Linked DNA regions of Homo sapiens: region 1 is linked to region 2. Evidence: chromatin contacts called from ENCODE Hi-C or POLR2A ChIA-PET data. All regions are on one chromosome and are shown on one strand. Each heading gives the region's core, a stretch centred on a gene start or an enhancer-like site at or near the end of the contact. The rest is flanking DNA. Distances are from core to core; before and after follow the strand shown. Region 1 overlaps DOT1L (DOT1 like histone lysine methyltransferase). Region 2 holds the start of NDUFS7 (NADH:ubiquinone oxidoreductase core subunit S7).

Region 1 (2,749 bases), core at 115-2,614, 790 kb before region 2:
CAGCCTAAAACAGGTGAACTTTATGATACGTGAACTGTCACAACAAGGATGTTATTTCAAAAAAAAGAGGAAAAATATTGCCAGGCGCAGTGGCTCACGCCTGTAATCCCAGCACTTTGGGAGGCAGGGCAGGCAGACCACGAGGTCAGGAGTTTGAGACCAGCCTGATTAACATGGTGAAACCCCGTCTCCACTAAAAATACAAAAACTAGCTGGGCCTGGTGGCACACATCTGTAATCCCAGCTACTCGGGAGGCTGAGGCAGGAGAATGGCTTGAACCCAGGAGGCGGAGGTTTCAGTAAGCCGAGATGGCGCCACTGCACTCCAGCCTGAGTAAAAAGAGTGAGACTCTGTCTTCAAAAAAAAAAAAAGAAAGAAAGAAAAGTGGCTGGCCGGGCACGGTGGCTCACACCTGTGATCCCAGCACTTTGGGAGCCCAAGGCGGGTGGATCATGAGGTCAGGAGATCGAGACCATCCTGGCTAACATGGTGAAACCCCATCTCTGCTAAAAATACAAAAAATTAGCTGGGCGTGGCGGCGGGCGCCTGTAGTCCCAGCTACTCGGGAGGCTGAGGCAGGGGAATCACTTGAACCCTGAAGGCGGAGCTTGCAGTGAGCAGAGATCGCGCCACTGCACTCCAGCCTGGGCCACAGAGCGAGACTCCGTCTCAAAAAAAAAAAAAAGGAAAGAAAAGAAAACAAAAAAGAAAAGTGCGTCCGAGGAGTGGGAGCTGCATGCTGTGCAGAACTCCACAGGCCCAGAGAGCCTCCAAGTGAGTTTCAGTCACTCCCTCCCAGGGCCTTCTTTCCTCCCCTGGGGTTTCCACACTAGCTGATGAATTACCTACAAGGTTATCACTATTTGCACAATGTGACCATCTGTTATCTTCACGTCCCTGGAGTCTGAGATACCAGGAAGGACGTGGAGCCGGGCAATCACTTCTGTGATTCCAATGCAAAAGCCGCCCCTTCTTTTCTCCAGGAAGCCCCACTTGTAACTGCCGCGCATACATTCTGGGCACTTGAATCTGTGTCTCCAGAGCTGCAGCCCGCAAACGAGGCCCAAATACACTCCCATTACGCTAACTTCACCTCAGGTCCTTCCCTCAGGGGGACACAGTGGGCGGGGACTGCACGCAGCAAGCCTGGATCTTGGCCAGGGCCTGCCGGACATGCATGGTCCCAGGAAGCACTCAGGAAATAAAAGCAGGGCTACCCCCAGGAGAAGGCATGTACACGAACACGGAGCGACACCCGGCGGCGGTCGGTGCCCGGGACCCCAGGCGATGAAAGGCACAGCTCTTGGCGTCTCCTGGCCCGCCCTCGGTGGTGGGGCTGCCCCAAGCTCTGTGAGTGATGAGCAGCATCCTTGGGCTTCCCCCACCCCGGTGGTGACAACCGCAAAGGTCTCTAGACGCCACCAGGTGTCCCCTGGGGGCAGAGCCACCTCCACCCCTGAGAACTGCTGTTTGAACCTTCCAGGGCCAGGAATTCATTCTTTCAGCCTACAGGCAGGAAGAAGAGGGCTCAGTACAATTCGGGACCAGAAGGGCTCAATGCAGGGATCCTCCAGGTAAAAGGCTCTGCCAGTGCCACAGCATTCTCGCAGTCCTTCCCCTGGAGGACTCCTCTGGGGCCCCTGCTGTACCTTAGACCCCACCACACAGCCTGAGGCTGAGGCCCAAAGCTTATCAAAGTTACCACTAGCCTGGGGCAACACAGCAAGGCCCCACCAAAAAATACAAAATTTAGCCAGGCGTGGTGGCTCATGCCTGTAATCCCAGCTACTCAGGAGGCTGAAGGAAGAGAATCCTTTCAGCCTGGGAGGCGGAGAATGCAGTCAGCAGATATCGAGCCACTGCACTCCAGCCTGGGTGACAAAGCAAGACCCTATCCCAAAAATAATGAGAGAAACAACACTCTAAAGGACAGGTTCTGGGAGACTCTTGGAGGGGGACAGGTTCCAGGAGACTCCTGGAGGGGGACAGGTCCCGGGAGACACACGTTCCGGGAGACTCCTGGAGGGAGTGGGCCCTTCCCCCATGCCTTGCCCTGAGGATCCATTTCTCAGTATTCATGGGCATCCCACAGATCGTCCTTTATCATTAACCAAAGGACCTAAGTGTTTCTCGGGAGTTCTGTGAGCCACTGAGGCAATGTAATCAAGCCGAGGTAAGGGTGACGGGAACCTGGATTTACAGCCGACCGGTCACTCAGAAGCACAGGTCACAACGTGAGGCCTCTAACTGGCATGGAAAGTGGGGGAGTCTTGGGGACTGAGCCCTTACCCCGTGGGATCTGAGCCTGTGTCGAGGTAGACATGCTGGAAGTGAGTTGAATCGGGGCTGCCCAGTAGGAAACACAGAACTGATGAATCCCCGGGTACCCGTATCTGGTTCCGCAACTCCTCTGTGTTGACTGCGGAGAGCACAGGAGGAACCGTGTTGGGTCCTTCCTACACCTCACACTGCTGGAAGATAAAAACAGCTCCAAGCAGTCCGTGCCCAGTGAGGCATGCAAAATGCATCAGGTCCAGAGAGACAAGAGCAAGGATTTCAGTCACGCCTCCCAACCACACCAGGGGCAAGCGTGGAAAGGCATCTATCTGTTCCTGCATCCTGGTCTCGGACACTATCTTCCTGTTCCTGGAATCTGTAACACCAAGAGTGATTTGCAGCCATCAATGGCCAATATTACTTGAACAAAAATTCTTTTTTCCTTTATCTAATTTTGTCTGTTTGTTTGAG
Region 2 (2,700 bases), core at 152-2,651:
CCGGACCTCAGGTGATCCGCCCACCTTGGCCTTCCAAAGTGCTGGGATTACAGGCGTGAGCCACCGCGCGTGGGCCAGGCATTCTTAACAAGGGGCCTGGTGAGGATTCAGAACTGTGAATTTGCTTGGAATAAAAAAATATATATGTCTTTGTTGTCACCAGCATCTTATGGAAAATTAGCCCTTCATTCAATTCTTAGCGTAGGCTGGGTGCCGTGGCTCCCAGCACTTTGGGAGGCTCAGGTGGGAGGATTGCTTGAACTCAGAAGTTCGAGACCAGCCTGGGCAACAGGGCAAGACCCCCATCTCTACTAAAAATACAAAAACTAGCCAGGCATGGTGGCGCACACCTGTGGTCCCAGCTACACAGGACACTGAAGTGCCAGAATCGCTTGAGCCTGGGAGGCACAGGTTGCAGTGATGAGCCAAGATGGCACCACTGCACTCCAGTCTGAGCGACAGAGGCAGACCCTGTCTTAATAAATAAATAAAAAATTCTTAGCATAGACAACAAAATACGGCAGTATTAGCAGGACCTGTAACTTTTCACCAAGCGGAATCACAGATGTTTCCTAGCTATGGTGCAGGGGCTGCAGACGTTTCCGTATCATCAAAGCCTCATTTCCACTCCTCACTCCTTCCAAATCACAGTCGCAATTAGACCTGCCGCTAGATCGCGTTCATAAGGGAAGCACTTAGATTACTAAGTCGCCAATCAGGTTTCAAGACAATCTTTTAATAACTGCCTCTCCGTGTAACTGATTTCCTTGCAATTCTATGGATTTTATTCCATGCATTTAATAACTTTATCTGAGCAGAGGTCCGCAGGCTTCAGCTGATCCCAAAAAAGTCCCTGGAGCAGGACAGGCTCTGCGAGAGGCCCTTACCTCCCAGGGGTGGGGAGGGAGGTGGAGGGTCCAGCAGGGTGGCGTGGATGTCCTGGGTCCTGTTCCTTCCCAGGCCCGGCCCTGTGACCTCGAAGACCCTCAATGGGCCTCAGTTTCCCAGCCTGTCAGGCAGGCCCCGCTCTCTCCAGGGCATCTCAAGAGCAGCCTCGCGGGCCGTGCCCTGGTCTCGGGGACGTGAATGGGGCCCCTCCAGCCTCCACCCCGAGCGCCTTCCTGAGGCTGGAGGCTTGCGTCATGACCTACCGGGCCTCGGTTTCCCCGACTGTACTCTGGACGCAATAACGGCGACCGTTCATCGCAAGCCGGGCGGGGAGCCCGAGGAGCGGCCGGCTCGGAGAAGCCCGGAGAGGACCGCGGCCACGACGCCGGCACCGACCCCCGACGCCACCACGACACCCGAGGCTCCCACGGCCCCAGACCCGCGCGGCCCCACACCCGCCGCCGGTGCCGCGCTCACCTGACAGCACCGCCATCTTGGCCTCGGCCTTCAGACAACCTCTGAGGTCCGTTCTCCTTAGCGCTCCGGGTTCCCGGGGCCGCCGCCCAAAGCGGCTCGGAGCGCATGCGGAAACCGGAACCTGGAGCCGGGAGGTTCCGCTGCGCTTTCGGCCTCCGTGGTCGTGTTGCGCCGTGCACCCCCAGATCACCCGAGGCGGAAAGGTCATCGGAGTGCGCACGTGGGGGCCGCGGGTCTGCGGCGGACCGACAAAAACAGAGGCGACACTCATTTTCTTGTTATTCCAGGAGGGCAAAAGTCACCACGCGTCCCTGGGTGGGCTCGAACCACCAACCTTTCGGTTAACAGCCGAACGCGCTAACCGATTGCGCCACAGAGACGACACTGCGCTCCGGCGCCCTGGGAGACCTTACAAAGGATGTGGGGCCTGCTGACGCGAAACGACTGCGCCTGCGCAGGGAAGGCGCAGCGCGGGACGGAGTCCCGGCGAGAGCGACTCTGCCGCCCAGCCGAAATAGCTCAGTTGGGAGAGCGTTAGACTGAAGATCTAAAGGTCCCTGGTTCGATCCCGGGTTTCGGCAGAAGTTTTAGCGCCTCTTGCGATCACTGATGTCTTTCGTTCAGGATTGGTCCAGCTGCCTCGCAGCTATCCCGGACCCCTTACCGCAACATCACCGCATTCTGCAGAGGAGTCGCCGCGATGTGGACTCATCCCAAAGTAAGGGGGCTCAGACCTCACAACCCCAAAGCCTCCTCTTCCCACCCCTAAGAGGTCATAATTTCAGCTCAAACTTCCCCCTTCCCTGACACACCCTCGATTTTCCATCTTGCTTAAATTGATAAGTTTACAACCAGTACTAATGATATAAAAACTAACACTAAACACCCAAACTAGCAAAACAGAGTTTGCAGAACGCTTTCTGCATGCATATCATTTAATTTTCACAATTCCACTGGAGGTTTTGTCTGCCTGTTTTATGATTACAAAAACAGAGGCAAAGGCCGGTGCGGTGGTTCACGCCTGTAATCCCAGCACTTTGGGAGGCTGAGGCAGGCAAATCACCTGAGGTCAGGAGTTCAAAACCAACCTGGCCAATATGGTGAAACCCTGTATCTAAATCCCAGCTACTCGGGAGGCTGAGGCAAGAGAATCACTTGAATCCGGGAAGCGGAGGTTGCAATGAGCTGAGATCGTGCCACCGCACTCCAGCCTGGGCGACAGAGTGAGACTCCATCTCAAAAAAAAAAAAAAAAGAAAAAAGAAAAAGAAAAAGTAAAGAAAACAGAGGCTCAAATTAGGTGAACACAGGTGACTAGCAAGACTGGGGGCCCCTT

The links. A loop is a pair of places that touch in the nucleus more often than their neighbours do. ChIA-PET counts read pairs that join two places held with the same protein, here RNA polymerase II (POLR2A). Pooled maps may share reads with other maps.
Region 1: a loop to region 2 is called in a pooled map, with 4 times the contacts of the local background. The contact joins the enhancer-like site here to the promoter of NDUFS7 in region 2. A Hi-C loop is called at or near these places in 1 of 37 single-sample maps with no recorded cell type and 5 of 50 pooled maps. POLR2A ChIA-PET finds 5 or more read pairs at or near these places in 1 of 52 experiments (activated CD4-positive, alpha-beta T cell).

What each region holds. Positions count from the first base shown.
Region 1 is chr19:2,170,131-2,172,879 of GRCh38, reverse strand. The region is part of intron 1 of DOT1L (DOT1 like histone lysine methyltransferase); the gene reads right to left. Among named protein-coding and RNA genes, the nearest start is that of DOT1L, 7.6 kb to the right of the region's middle. RefSeq lists enhancers at 645-1,239, 1,325-1,694, 1,240-1,834. Within about 2 kb of position 1,364, at least 15 of the 41 ENCODE cell types and tissues checked have a DNase peak (open chromatin) inside an H3K27ac peak, as active enhancers do.
Region 2 is chr19:1,382,608-1,385,307 of GRCh38, reverse strand. NDUFS7 (NADH:ubiquinone oxidoreductase core subunit S7) reads right to left here and starts at 1,401. Exons shown (of 8, transcript NM_024407.5): 1 at 1,366-1,401. The coding sequence starts at 1,381. It overlaps TRF-GAA1-6 (tRNA-Phe (anticodon GAA) 1-6), which reads left to right and starts at 1,874; the gene lies at 1,874-1,946. It overlaps TRN-GTT2-6 (tRNA-Asn (anticodon GTT) 2-6), which reads right to left and starts at 1,745; the gene lies at 1,672-1,745. RefSeq lists silencers at 1,272-1,331, 1,582-1,721, 1,902-2,031.